2 separate regions of the Homo sapiens genome follow, and region 2 is linked to region 1. Evidence: chromatin contacts called from ENCODE Hi-C or POLR2A ChIA-PET data. All regions are on one chromosome and are shown on one strand. Each heading gives the region's core, a stretch centred on a gene start or an enhancer-like site at or near the end of the contact. The rest is flanking DNA. Distances are from core to core; before and after follow the strand shown.

Region 1 (6,743 bases), core at 943-3,442:
GGTTGTGGGTTTCACACCCATTTTCCTGCACGATTCGGCCGGCAAGCTGGCTTTCCTTTCTGACACCCCTCGGGACGTGGTCCCTGGTAAAGTCTTGCGATTTCCCAGAGCCCGCGCTGAGGTTTTTGGTCAGCACTTTTTTGTGAGGGGCAAAGGTGAAAGACATGGAGTGCTTTTTAATTTCTCGGCTGGGCTTGCCTTTCTCTGTCTTTGTGGTGAAAGACTGATGTCTGCTGAAGAAATTTCTTTTGGGACTGGAAGGAGAAGCCACGGGCGAGCTGTCAGAGGACGCGTCCAGCGAGCTGCTGGAGAAGGCTTTGAGAACCAGTGCCCGCGGGAGCACCGAACCCGGGGCCAAGTTCTTGATCTTCAGGTCCACCGGCCTCTTGGTTTTGCCTTGCACTGCAGGGAAGACCTCCTCTGGAAATGGGTCTTCAGCCTCCTCACTTTCCAAACGAGAGCCTACCCGGGGCACGGGGAAGTCCCCTTCACTCTTTGTTAGTGTTTGGTTTGTCACCCGGCTCTCGAGGCACTCCTGGGAGGATGGCATGCTGGGCTCTGAGTATCTCCTATCGGGCTGTGCGAGGGAGCTTTTCAGCCTGGCCACGGTGCTCACAATGGGCTCTGGGCTGACCTCTCGGGCATCCTGTGGGCCCGCGCTATCCAAGCCAGCAGCTGTGGCCATGGGCACCTGGGGCTGCCTGCTGGGAGAGCTGATGCCACTGCTGCTGTTGGATTCCACATCAGGGTCGTTGCTGTCGTAGGCTGAGTCATTCTGCAGGGTCGACACATCTGGGGGAAGTCAAGCAGCAGTTGAACATTTGTTTGGGTTTATTTATTTATTTATTTTTATTTGTATTTTTTATTTTCATTTTTTGAGATGGAGTCTCGGTTTGTTGCCCAGGCTGGAGTGCAGTGATGTGATCTCGGCTCACTGCAACCTCTACCTCCCGGGTTCAAGTGATTCTCCTTCCTCAGCCTCAGTAGCTGGGATTACAGGTGCCCGCCACCATGCCTGGCTATTTTTTCTATTTTTAGTAGAGACGGGGTTTCACCATGTTGGCTAGGCTGTTTTTGAACTCCTGATCTCAGGTAATCTGCCTGCCTTGGCCTCCCAAAGTGCTGGGATTATAGGCGTGAGCCACCACACACGGCCATTTAGGTTCTTTTAGAAATGAACTTTGCTACAGTTCGCCCTGCTCATACCAATCAGGGCACTAGGTGATTTATTAGCAGAACTACTTAGGGGCTTGATATGACAAGAAATGTACCACATGAAAAGTTTATTTCTTTCTGAATTTATTTTGAGATCAGAAGAAAAATAGGGAAAGGAAATGAGTAAAGGAGGGAGGAAGGAGAGAAAGAGAGGAGAGAATAAGAAAAGAGAGAACAGCATTTCACTGAAAATGTATTGACCTTAATTTTTAAAACTGCTCCTTTTACTGGACCCATTTTCATTGTGATGGAGTCATATCCCATGAAGTGGAAACAAAAGTTTCTCACTCCAACTCCAGAGCTAAAGGTAGCTTAGTGAAATCAGCAGTGATTTGCGATGTACACTGGGAAGGGGGAAAGACTATCTGTGGTCTGAGGAGGCGCTGCAGGAAAAGCCCGGAGCAGGGTTTTCATGTTTAATGACTTCCTAATGGACTGGAGTCTAGTCTGACTCGGTGATTTGTGAAGGTAACTTCTGCCTCAAATATCAGAGATGCTTTACATGACTGGCAGACTGGCATGAACTTTTCCCTACAATCGTAATCAAATGATAGCACATTCCATACCTGAACTGTCAGTGTGCTCCAGGGAGTCATCAGAAGTGATACTGGAATGCACTGGAATGTTCTCCCCAAATATTTCAAAGCAGTTATCAATGAGGAATTCCACCAGTGTCTTCACCTGTGAGGAAAAGTAAGCAATTTGTCAGCTTGAAGACTTTTTTTTTTTTTTTTTTTTTTTGGAGGTGAGGAAGAATGGGGACACTGGAGTCAGGTGCCAAAATGAGAATCTGAGATCTTTATGTGTCTGAAAAGAGCATACAGAAATTTGGTAACAATCAGATACTTTTTTTTTTTTTTGAGACAGGCTTTCACTCTGTCACCAGGCTGGAGTGCAGTAGCCTGATCTCAGCTCACTGCAACCTCTGCCTCCCGGGCTCAAGCGATTCTCCCGCCTCAGCCTTCCGAGCAGCTGGGACTACGGGCGCCCGCCACCACGCCTGGCTAATTTTTTCTATTTTTAGTGGAGACGGGGTTTTGTCATGTTGCCCAGGCTGGTCTCAAACTCCTGAGCTCAGGCAATTCGCCTGCCTCGGCCTCCCAAAGTGCTGAGATTTCAGACGTGAGCCACCATGCCAACAATCACATACATTAAAGTTAGATACTCCTTGGTGTTTTGAGACATGCATTTTAAATTTAAGAACTTAAAAAAATTTAAAGTATTAATAAAATTTTCATTTAAGTAAGTAGTGTCCCAGATTGATAGACTGATAGACTGTGGTGTACAAAACACAAAAACAAAAGGGCTTTTTTATATCGGGAGAGAGTGATGTAAATACTCGCAGCACTCATCTGTCTCACAGATGACAGAAGACACGGATTTATTCAGTTTCATTAGATACATGTATCTGAGAGAGTGGAACTATGACAAAAGCATTTTGCATTTTATATTTTCACTGTGATTCTGAGTCAGTTGGAGACATTCTGAAGCATTTTATTGCCTGGACTTGGCAAACAGATGGTGAGATCATAAGTTGGGGATTTCTCATCAGTAAGCAGAACAAACCTTGTTGTTCAGGTCCTTCTGGGCTTCAAATGACAGGCTCTGGTCATTCTCCAGGGTGAGCATGTTGGGTCCAATGCAGATGGCCAGATTGCTGGAGTCCATCCTGTTCACCTCAGAGTTCTTGCTGATGAGGTGCAGCACATAGACCAAGTGCTTGAGTAGCAGGAGGTTGGGCCGGGGGAGCTTATCTGCAACCCTGGAATAAAGTGAAGGGATGTTAGTTTTCAAAAAGGCTAATGGTCTTCAGTGTAGCAAGCTGAGAGTTTCTGCCGAAACCAGACTTCCTTTAAAATGAGGAAGGTGCATTTTCACAAGTAATATTGTGAAATGCTCATTCAGACACTTCCAGTGGCAACTGACACAGAGTGAGACTGGTTAACCACAAGGTCTTGAGGAGCTAAGAAACTGGCCTTTGTAATTGGGACACCAATAACACAGCCCTTTATTATTTATACAGAGCTTAAATTATGAAGCCAATCTGCATTAAACACCATAGTTTGCCTTTATGTTTAGAAAATAGTTTTGTTGAGTAATCATTTAGTCATGTAGAATTTCTTTCTGTTTCTAACACGACTAGACTGGTTTTCTTGCCTTAAAACAAAGACGGAAACAAAACTATAATTACCAAACGAAGATGACACATTTTTACAACATTCTGAGAAAGCTTTATGAAGACTAAATCAGTTTCTAAGGGCATGTTCATATAAGGCGGCACTTAAATCGCAACATTGTTTCTAATGATAAGAAATTAGACTTCTTAAAGTCTCACTTTTTCAAAAACGAAATGGTGATTATTTTCATTTCTCAGAAGAAGGAATTGTTATAAAAATGCCTTATGTCTAGGTAGAAACTCATTGTGATAATCTTAGAATTTTCATTTTGGGACAGACATTTTAATGTCTTCAATTCTATACATATGTCATTGAAAGTATTTAGCCATGTGGGACAATTATAACATTTAGATAAACTTTCATAGGATGTGACAACCATGCTGACATTTCAAAGCTTGGGTTTTAGAATTCTCTAGTCACTAACAGATCACACTTTCCATTGCATATGTTATTATTTTTACTCTCACTGGAATGTGTTATTATATAGTTTTCATTTGGGTTAATTATAAGAAGATGAAATATGCTGTGAAGTTTTATGAACAAAACAACTGCCCCCCACCACACTGTCTGGCTGCATCCTGAGGGATGTTTTATGGGAGAACTGTTGCCTTGCATGACACCAGTCAGTGTAGCTTAAAGATAATCCCGAATTTCTACACTTTGCTGGTGAGCCTGTGTTAAAGTTCTCAGGTCTGATTTTATCTCATACCTTTTTGAACATCTTACATTTTCAGACTTCCCTACCTCTTGGGATTTGTGAGGATTGAAGTTCGCTTTCTACTTTTTGAAGAAATATTTCATTTGGCTAAAATTAAAATTCAAAAGTCCAGGGCACCCTCTGGTTTTTGTTCTGGGAGTGGACGAGCAATTCCACTCGGATTCCCTAAACATCACAATTCTCATGGAACAGGGATCATGAAGCATTTAGAAAGCTGTGTAAAGAATCAAAAGACGGAGGTGATGTGGCCTGGCAATGACCGATGACTTTGATGACTTACTGTTTCAGGGCCTCGATTCTGTCCTCCTCGTCCTGCATCTCCAGAGCACCCATCCACTCCTCAAAGAGGTCGCTTGAAAGTAGCTTCCGGGGGATACTTCTGAGGAAGTCCTGGGGGATGAGAGTGGGCTGTTGGCCTATTGGTACTGTATGATGTCCCATGTCCTTGTTTTCACCCGGTTTTCGTTCCATCGCAGGGTGCTCTATGCTTAGCCCATCATAGATTGTGGCCCTTCATTCCTGCATTTGATGAATCCAGGGAACCCTCTCTCCAACACCCTTGGCCTCTCTGCAACTTTCTAACATCAGGCAGAGTCAGAGGCACCATCCCCAGGTGGGTGTGTTCTGAGGGGCCACTGGATTTTGACGTATGGATTCTGCCACGGAACAATCAAATTGCCCGTACTTGGCAAAGTTTTGGGAGAGCAGAATGCATCACTTTCTGTTGGAATCTGAGGTCACAGAAACAGAGGTGCTTACTAAATAAATAAATAAAGGGCTTAATGAAAAAAATTAAACTCCAAGATCAGTGTACCTTGCTGTGTGGGGAGAAGAGCCTATTTCTTGCATCCTGAGAATGAGTGTGTCAGGGCCCCTTGGCAGGTTATTTGGCGCAAGTGTGTTGAACTCACCTTAAAGACCACAGCGAGGAGGTGCACGGGGAGCCTCTCCAGATCCACCGCATCCCCAGAGTTGAGCTCCTCCTTCAGCTCCTTACGGGCTTTCTCGTTGGCTGCTCTCCTGAATATCCCTTCCGTTGAAGGGCCTTTAAGGCATAGAATAGTGAGAATGTCCTAAAGGAAACAGCAATAGGAACAGGAAAGGGTTACCCTTCTTCTTTAGTATACTGAGATAGTCTTAACAGGAATATTGATGTCAGATTTTGCTTTCAGTCCAGTTGCTGTCAATGGCCTTCCTCAACCCTGCTATTTTTCTAAGAGGAGGCAAATTGTGAAAGCTCTAATTTTGCACTTTCTAAAATCACTTTGGAGCTCTCTCCTTTCAAATACTTCCATATGAACATTGGATTTCAGATCACAAAGTCTATATTCTGTTTCCCCCTTTTGACTTTTCAGAAGCTACAAATCTTCAGCATTCTCCACTCTGTGAAGTCAGAGGAATGGCGGGACCATAGCTCTGAGCTCATTGGCAAATACAACTAATTTCAATTTCTGGAATGGAAGCAGTCAGATATTCTTCTGACTGCACGCGTATGTGGGAGTGCCATGTTGAAGAGTGGAAAATATGGAAGATCAGTCCCTACAAACTTAATAGGAGAATGACATTCAGATTTCCCGAGTATTTTGCATGTCCAACTGAAAACTGAAGTAGGTTTATGAGAGAATGCACGCCTACCTGGATGGGTCTGGGGAGTGTGTCACTGTCACCGCAGATAATTGACAAGGGCTGATCAAATAGCGATGCTTTCAAGTCTGTCTCCAAAGCCCCAGAAAAATCTGATGCAGGGGAGAGCCTTCTCATGAGAAAGGGCCAGGACAGCACCTTCTTTCTCTTCTTAACTTCTACAGCCAAGAAAACAAGGCAACGAGAAAAATTAGACTACAGTGTTAAGAAGCAAAGATCCAGGTAAGAAAATGGGTATCGTTGGCCGCATAATGTGGTCAATAGTATGCGATGTGAGAAAAATAATTTTGAAAACTTGAGAAAGCAAAGGGCGTGAATCTTAATCTAGAAAAACCAACCGATAAACAACCACACTGTTACCAGGGCAACCAGTTCCCTAAACAGCAACACCAGAGTTCCTCAAGGCCTCCACCTTTCCTGTTTTCACTCTTTCCAGCTGTTTGCTACAGAAAATTAGCAAAACCTAACTGTGCTGATCATAAACAACCATCTTAACCTACTGGCCTGAATAACTATAGAGGAAATTTCTGATATGAAATAGATTATTTTGATTTCCTCCTTTAACTGGCGAAGAAAACGAAACTTAAAAGGTGAGGAAGTGACTTGCTGAATATCTTTTCGAAGGCACATAGCAGGGCTGGCTCCAACCCTTTGCAGCCACGCAGGCACTAAACAGCCACTAGAGGGAGCTAACACCATTTTTCCTTCCAGGTGACTGGTCACCTTGGGTTTTCCAGGTTGCTGCTTTAGGACAGAGGCAAATACGAATCGCTGCGGGAAGCCTTGAACCTAGATCTGGCAACTGGGAATTATCAGCAAAACGTTATCAAGATATTCTGTCCTTCTGAAATCCACAAGATGTGTGTGCAATGGATATTGCAATCTCAAACATTTCCTTCTTTCTTTTCTTTTCCTTCCTTCCTTCCTTCTCCTTTCTTACTAATTATAAAGGCTATATTTTCTAAATGCATTGGCATCTGTTTCTATAC
Region 2 (7,263 bases), core at 4,542-7,041, 750 kb before region 1:
CGCTGCTGAAGAGCTGGGGATATGCTGACGATAGAAACATTGCTAGACATATAAGGAAATGAGCCGCCGTGAATGAGAGTCAGCTTAAAGTCAGTGATGACGTGCCATCTGCTTGATTCGTTCATTCCTCACTTTTTAGCTGACCACCCATTATATACTGAGTGCTGTTCTCAGTGCTGTGGTTATAATGGCAAAACATTATGTGGAGAAATAGGTACTGAGCTGCTGACCAGAGGCTTTGGTACATTTGGCCTGCAGCCCTGCCCACTTCAGGGCTCTCAGTCAATGCTAGAAAACTGGTGCTTGGCTGGTCCCAGTTTGAAAACTGCTGATTATGTTAATTCCTGGATTTTACAAATGAAAAAACTGAGACCACAGTGGTTAAGTAACTTGCCCGAGGTGTGAGCCTCGGTTTCCTTGCCTGTGGAATGGGGATGATACCTACCTCACAGGGTTTCTGTGGCTATGAAAGGTTAACCAGCATGTTTTCTGCCTCAGATATGTCTATTCTTCCTTTGTCTTCGTCTTTAATGATCACAGATAGTACAAGGACCCAGTTCTCCTGCTTTTCGGGTTCAACACTTTTCTGTTGCTGGTATGATTCTCAAGGTCTTTGATTGTTCAAGCCCTACACAGAGCTTCACACCCTCACTCTTAATTGTTCTCTGATTATTTCATGTATGTGAATTTCCCCTTCCTAACAGATTGTGAACAGTTTACGTTCAGGGTCCAGATTTTGTATTTTTATGTTAGCTTTATGTTGTCTAGTCTTGGACTGGTCTGTTAGTAGATTTTTTGTTGTTGTTAAGCAACAATAAACAATTCTTTATAACAAATAATATGTTGTTTATTAACAATAAACAACATATTATTTGTTTATTGTTGCTGGATTAATCACAGTAGTTCCATTGTAATGAGGAAACAAGAATATTTCTGTCCAAAAAGTCATTATGCGAGAGTTTTGGCAACGTAAGGAAACACTTTTGCTGGCCATTTATGATGTTGACATCTGTATTCTGCCCCTTCAGTCTCTGACTGATGATTCCTACCTGAATTCCTGCTGTGGTTTGCCTTACAGTACAGGCCTGCTCATTCCTTCTGTACCAGGCCTGTTTGTGAGTACTGTTCACCACCCTGAGATTCTCTCTGTATGTTGGAAATCATTGAATGAATAGCTCACAGCCGCTTCCATGTAGTTGTAAGCACATGTATTAGGATTGGAAGTGCATCCATTTGTATGGGCACGGGTCCATTGTTAGCTTTGTTCCCCTGTCGCCCTGCCCTGCCCTGCCCTGATCTCTGGCCTAGATGGACAATGTGGGTGTGCTCTCTGTGTCTTCCCTGTCCATCTGTTGGCCGAGGGTCAGGCACTTCTGCTTACCATCAGAACCAAGAAGGAATCACTTGGAATTCATCCCTCCCATAGAACCCAACTGTGGCTGGGCTATAGCCAGGGCTCTGTTCGGTTGCTGGCTGCGTTTCAGCTCTCCATTTGAGTCCTTTCTATATGAAAAACATGAAAATGCCAGGGGATTATTTTTGCAAGTAAAAAAGATGGCAGCAGATGTGAAAACAGATTTACTCATCATGATGTAAATTGGTGTTTTGTTTTCATTTTAGTTTAACAATATATAGGTATTCATGAAAATATTTGGCTGTAAAAAATTAGGAAAATTACAAACTGCCATTATCTGTTGCAATTCATTCAATTCAGTTTTTTTTGGAAAGAACTTGAAATTGTAAGTTAAAAAATTTACTGAAATTTGTGCTAGTTAAGCTTTAAGAATTCTAAGTAATAATCCAAAAGACATTCTAAAATTCAGATTTATCAAAATCAATTGTACCTTTCTTTGTACAGATATAATAATTTTCTGGAATATGGAATGTGGTGGTAGAAGTAATGCAGAATTGTTTTGCCATAGCCTTTGTTTTCTCTCGCAATTATTTCTGTGTTTCTTCTGTTTTATAAAGGAAATGGATTGTGTTTAGTAATTTCCTCTGTACCTGTAACCACGAGAGTAAACTTTTTATTACATCTAAACTTGTTTATTCTTGTATACATGCTAGATCATAGACTAGTTGAAATTTTCTGTGTTACCATGGGTCTGTGAAAAGATCTTGTCTTACTGGTCTTGTATTCCTAGTAAATTTCAGTATGATGATATCACTTAAACACTGTAACTGTGGGACATTGGCAGGAGCTTGGGGATATTTTTAGCTACTTGGAACTCTTATTGTAATGGTATTTATTAGTAATTCAAGACAAATTTTATTGTTTAATTATGCTCTATGGGTTTATTGCCATCCAAGACTGCAGTGTTTTAGATGACTAGAATTTAGCTTTTTAAGAACCCCAAATTTTTATTTCAGCTCTTTCAGTGGAAAATTTTCTAAAATATGCTATTTCCTTCTTAATGAGAAGATAGTGAACATAATAGGACTTGTAATTTCCCACTTGAGTTCATCTCTTTATTCTTTTGTGAGGACGCACAGTAATGCTTTTGGAAGGGGTCAGCATGTTGGGCTTCTTCCTACATTTAATGGTCATTTGCCAACAGATATTTACTGAGTTCTTTTCTAGGTCTGGAGATTCAGTGATGAAGGCATTATTTCTTGCCCTCAGAAGGTTCATATTGTAGTAGGGAAGATAAACCAGGTAGTAAATCTTAGAACACAATGGGATGTTTACAGTGAAGAGGAGAGGCCAACCTGGAGTATATGGGTTTGAGATCCATACAGATCTGGGTTCAAATTACAGGGTGAATGGAGTTGTTAAGCTCCATCTAGCATTTGCGTGGCCAGACATATGCATGTGTAGTGTTTATTTCTGTCGTGGCAGTAAAAAGACTTCTCCTGTAGTTTATTGGCCTATAAAATAATATAATTTACGACATCATTGGAAAAGTATTTTTATTCCTATGTAGGGTCATTTGTTTCTAGAGTAGAACAGTTTTAACACCGTATACAAATAAAAGCACTTTTATTCAACTGAACATGCATTTATTGAATACGTAATATATACGTACATTTTGCTTGCTAGATGTCTTGATGAATAGACATTTAAAAGTCCTTACCCTTAAGTAATTCCCAAGTTAGCACGGATGATAAGGGCTCAAATACTTATAATATGGTGTAGAATTGAATGAGCAACTTAAGATAGAAACATTTGCTGTAGAAGACCATACTTACTAGGGAGGAACTGGCAAGGATTTATGGAATCGGTGATGTCGAAGCTGCATCATGAAAGATGGCTAAAGTTGGGGGAATTTGGGATGAGCATTGTACTTGGATGGATTAGCTTGGAGCTTAGTCCAGGCAGTAAATATATTCATACTTTGAAAGGAGAGTAATTTTTATAGAGGACCCTGGTGGAAGACAAGACTGGCACAATAGGTAGGTGTATGGCCCTTCTGTGAAGGCCCTTGAATGCCAGGCTGAGGAGGGTGTTCTTAGCCAGTGAATGTGACCAAGTGACTGTTTTTAAAGTGGCAAATGATACTATTGCAGCTGTCCTTTAGCCCACTGGCAAAACGGGTGAATATTAACTGAGGGGAGGTCATGTGGTCTACGGTGAAGAGCACTGAAATTATCAATTGGTTTGAATTCTGGCTTCAGCACTTAATATGCTGGGGGGACTTCAACTTCAGGCAAGTTGCTCAAAACCTTTCTGAGCCTCTATTTCCTCATAGAGAAAATGGGAATAATGATTCCTTTTATATGGCTGTCTTAAATGACATAACATTTATGAAATCACCTTTAATAATTTGCATGTCCAGTTTGTTTGGGATTTCAGCCTAGGTGGTTTGTTTTCTTTCTTTCCAATCTTCCTATACCTTATATTGATTTTTGTTGTCTTCTGTGGTAGCTCGGACCTCCAGTACTGTGTGGTAGTAGGGTTCTCATCTTTCTACTTTGTCTGGGATTTCTAGCACAGCATGATACAGACATCTTTATCTTAATTCTTAAATATGATGTTTGCTATAGATTGTAGGTAAATATCCTTTATCAGAAAAAGGAAATTCTCTTCCTAATTTGGAATCTAAAAAAAAAATGAGTGTTGAATTTTTTTTTTTTAAGAAGGAGTCTCACTCTGTCGCCCAGGCCGGAGTGCAGTGGCGTGATCTCGGCTCACTGCAAGCTCCGCCTCCCGGGTTCACGCCATTCTCCTGCCTCAGACTCCGGAGTAGCTGGGACTACAGGCACCCGCCACCACGCCCAGCTAATTTTTTGTATTTTTAGTAGAGACGGGGTTTCACCGTGTTAGCCAGGATGGTCTCGATCTCCTGACCTCGTGATCCACCCTCCTCGACCTCCCAAAGTGCTGGGATTACAGGCGTGAGCCACCGCGCCCAGCCATGAGTGTTGAATTTTAGGATACTTTTTTGCTTGTATTGCAATAATCTTTTTCCCTGCTCTTTACTCTTTTAGTATGATGAATTATATCTAATAGATTATATTTCTAATTAGTAGACAAACAGATTTTCTAATAACCTCTTAGAACTAGTTGTGGCTATTATCACTTTTTAAATATTCTGATTGAGTTTGTGTAATACTGCTGTAGGCTATTCCTGAATGTTTGGTAGAACTCGTTTGTAAACTATATGGCCTGATTTCTTTGTGGGATGATTTTAAACTACAGATTCATTTTCTTTAGTGGTTATAGAACAATTTAGACTGTCTTTCTTCTTGAGGTAGTTTTGTTAAATTGTGTTTCTTAGGAATTTACTCATTTCATATGTTATCTAATTTTATAACATTAAGTTGTTCATGGTATTATTTTATCTTAAGTTTCATGGTGTCTGTAGTTAGTTGTAGCCCTCTTTTCATTGTCAGTATTTATTTGTGCTGCTCTGTCTTTATCTATCTTGCCAGAGCTTTGTGTCTTTGATTACATTTTGCAAAGAATCAGTGTTTGGCTTTGTTTAGCTTGTCTAATTTTTTTTTCTTTTTATTTATTTAATTTCTGTTTTTACTATCTTCTTCCTTTACTCTCTTTTGGTTTATGCTGTACTTTTCTAACTTCTTTAAGTTGAATGTTTAGCCCCTTAATTTATAACATGTTTTCTTTTCTAACATAAGTTTTATAACATTTTATAACAGTTTCTTCTTTTATAACATAAGTTGTTGTTGTTGTTTTGTTTTGTTTTGTTTTTTGAGACAGCGTCTCATTTTGTGGTCCAGGCTGGAGTACGGTGGTGCAATCATGGCTTACTTCAGCCTTGACCTCCTGGGCTCAAGTGATCCTCCTACTTCAGCCTTCTGAGAAGCTGGGACCACAGGCATGTGCCACCATGCCTGGCTGATTTTTTAATTTTTTGTAGAGACGGGGTCTCACTGTGTTGCCCAGGATGGTCTTGAACTCCTAGGTTCAAGCAGTCCTCCCACCCTGGCCTCCTAAAGTGTTGGGATTGCACATGTAATCCACCATGCCCAGACTAACATAAGCATTTAAGGCAATGAATTTTCTTTCAAAATACCACCTTTGCTATAGCCAAGAAGTGTTTTGTTTTGTTTTGAGACAGGGTCTCACCCTGTCACTGGAGTGTAGTGGCGTGATTAATGGCTCACTGCAGCCCCCACCTCCTAGACTTAAGCCATCCTCCCACCTCAGTCTCTTGTGTAGCTGGGACCATAGGCGCATGCCACCATGCTGGCTAATTTTAAAATTTTTTGTAGAAACGGGGTCCCACTGTGTTGCCCTGGCTGATCTCGATCTCCTGGGCTCAAGCATCCACATCAGCATTTGTTATTTTCTGACTCTTTTAGTAATAGCCATTTTAACTGGGGTGAGAAGACATCTGCTTGTGGTTTTGATTTGCATTTCCCTGATGATAGTGATGTGGAGCACTTTTTCATGTACCTGCTCTCCATTTGTTGTCTCCTTTTGAGAAATGTCTTTTCAGATCCTTTGCCCATTTTCAAATCAGAATGTCTTTTGCTGTTGAGTTCCTTATATATTCTAGTTGTTAATCCTTTGTTGGATGAATAATTTTGCAAATGTTTTCTCCCATTCTGTGGATTATGTCTACTTCGTTGATTGTTTCCTTTGCTGTGCAGAAGCTTTGTACATTTTCATTTATTTTTCCTTTTGTATTGTTTTTCTCTTTCTAGGGGATTGATTTTGGTCTCCCCTGCTCCCACCTCCCTTCTGTTTTTACCCCTCCAGTGATTTAGAAGTTTTATACTTTATTTCTAGTTTTTTAGTGATTGCCCTTTAAATTTTACCATGCTTACCTAAGATAATTAAGTATAAGGTTGAGTATTTTAACTATCCTTCTAAAACAATATAAAGGCCTTAGAGTACTTTTGGCTCTGGTCATCCTTGTTTGATCAAATTGTCTTTTTTTTATTTTTTAGTTTTCTACCTTCCCCCCCACATTTGTCATAGACACAGTCTAGTGGTTAAGCACATAAACTAGAAACTGAAACCGGCAGCCTGGTGTGACACCCAGCTCTGCTGCCTACCGGATAGTGTCGGGCAAGCATTTAACCTGCCTGTGCCTCAATTTCCTCACCTATAAAATGTGGACAACAAAAGGATCTTTCTCATAAGGCTAAGGCTTTTCAATGAGAAATATAGTACCTATAAAGCATTAAGAGCTATACCTAGAAGTTGATAAGTACTGTGTATTAATATGAGTCTGCTGTTTCTGCTTTATTGTTCTGTTTTGAACAGACATTGTTTAATTTTACCTACATATTTAACAATTTCTTTTTTCGTTGTTTCTTAGACCTTCCTTCTGAGACATTTTCCTTCTACCTGAAGAATATTGTTTAGATGTTATATTGCGAGGTCAGTTGGCCTTAAATTTCAGCTGTTATTCTTTTGAAATGGTCTTCTTATTTCACTCTAATTCTTAAAAGACAATCTTTCTGGGAATATAATTGTGTTTTCTTTGAGTGCTTTGAAGATACTATTTCATTGATTTTGGCAGCCAGTGCCGCTGTTGAGATGTCTCTGTCATCTAATTGTCATTCTTTTGTAAGCACCTGTCTTTTCCTTTTGGCTACTTCTGAACTCTTCTCTTGGTGTTTTTATTGTGCACTTTTACTAAAGTGTGCCCAGGTGTGGATTTCTTCTTTATTTCTCCTGCGTGGCATATATTGTGCTGCTTCTTGTGTCTGTGCATTTTTTTTTATCAGTTTTGGCAAATTCTCAGTTGTTATGTCTTCAGATATTTCTTTTCCATTTTCTCTGTTCTGTCCCTTTAGAATTTTAATTAGATTTGTCCTTTTTTAATCTATCTTTCATTTCTCTTGATC

The links. A loop is a pair of places that touch in the nucleus more often than their neighbours do. ChIA-PET counts read pairs that join two places held with the same protein, here RNA polymerase II (POLR2A). Pooled maps may share reads with other maps.
Region 2: a pooled map shows a loop between it and region 1 (10-fold over the local background). The contact joins two enhancer-like sites. A Hi-C loop is called at or near these places in 1 of 37 single-sample maps with no recorded cell type and 3 of 50 pooled maps. POLR2A ChIA-PET finds 5 or more read pairs at or near these places in 1 of 52 experiments (B cell).

What each region holds. Positions count from the first base shown.
Region 1 is chr6:159,036,333-159,043,075 of GRCh38, forward strand. It overlaps TAGAP (T cell activation RhoGTPase activating protein), which reads right to left. Exons shown (of 10, transcript NM_054114.5): 5 at 5,746-5,912; 6 at 5,022-5,183; 7 at 4,391-4,500; 8 at 2,782-2,977; 9 at 1,782-1,896; 10 at 1-792. It overlaps TAGAP-AS1 (TAGAP antisense RNA 1), which reads left to right. Exons shown (of 5, transcript NR_183546.1): 4 at 4,587-4,723; 5 at 5,466-6,724. Among named protein-coding and RNA genes, the nearest start is that of TAGAP, 5.3 kb to the right of the region's middle. RefSeq lists silencers at 2,591-2,791, 3,451-3,651 and enhancers at 2,805-2,904, 2,915-2,964, 4,320-5,519, 6,093-6,362. Within about 2 kb of position 2,193, at least 2 of the 41 ENCODE cell types and tissues checked have a DNase peak (open chromatin) inside an H3K27ac peak, as active enhancers do.
Region 2 is chr6:158,284,445-158,291,707 of GRCh38, forward strand. It overlaps a transcript of TULP4 not described here. Among named protein-coding and RNA genes, the nearest start is that of TULP4, 24 kb to the right of the region's middle. RefSeq lists an enhancer at 1,055-1,769 and a silencer at 6,471-6,520. Within about 2 kb of position 5,792, at least 7 of the 41 ENCODE cell types and tissues checked have a DNase peak (open chromatin) inside an H3K27ac peak, as active enhancers do.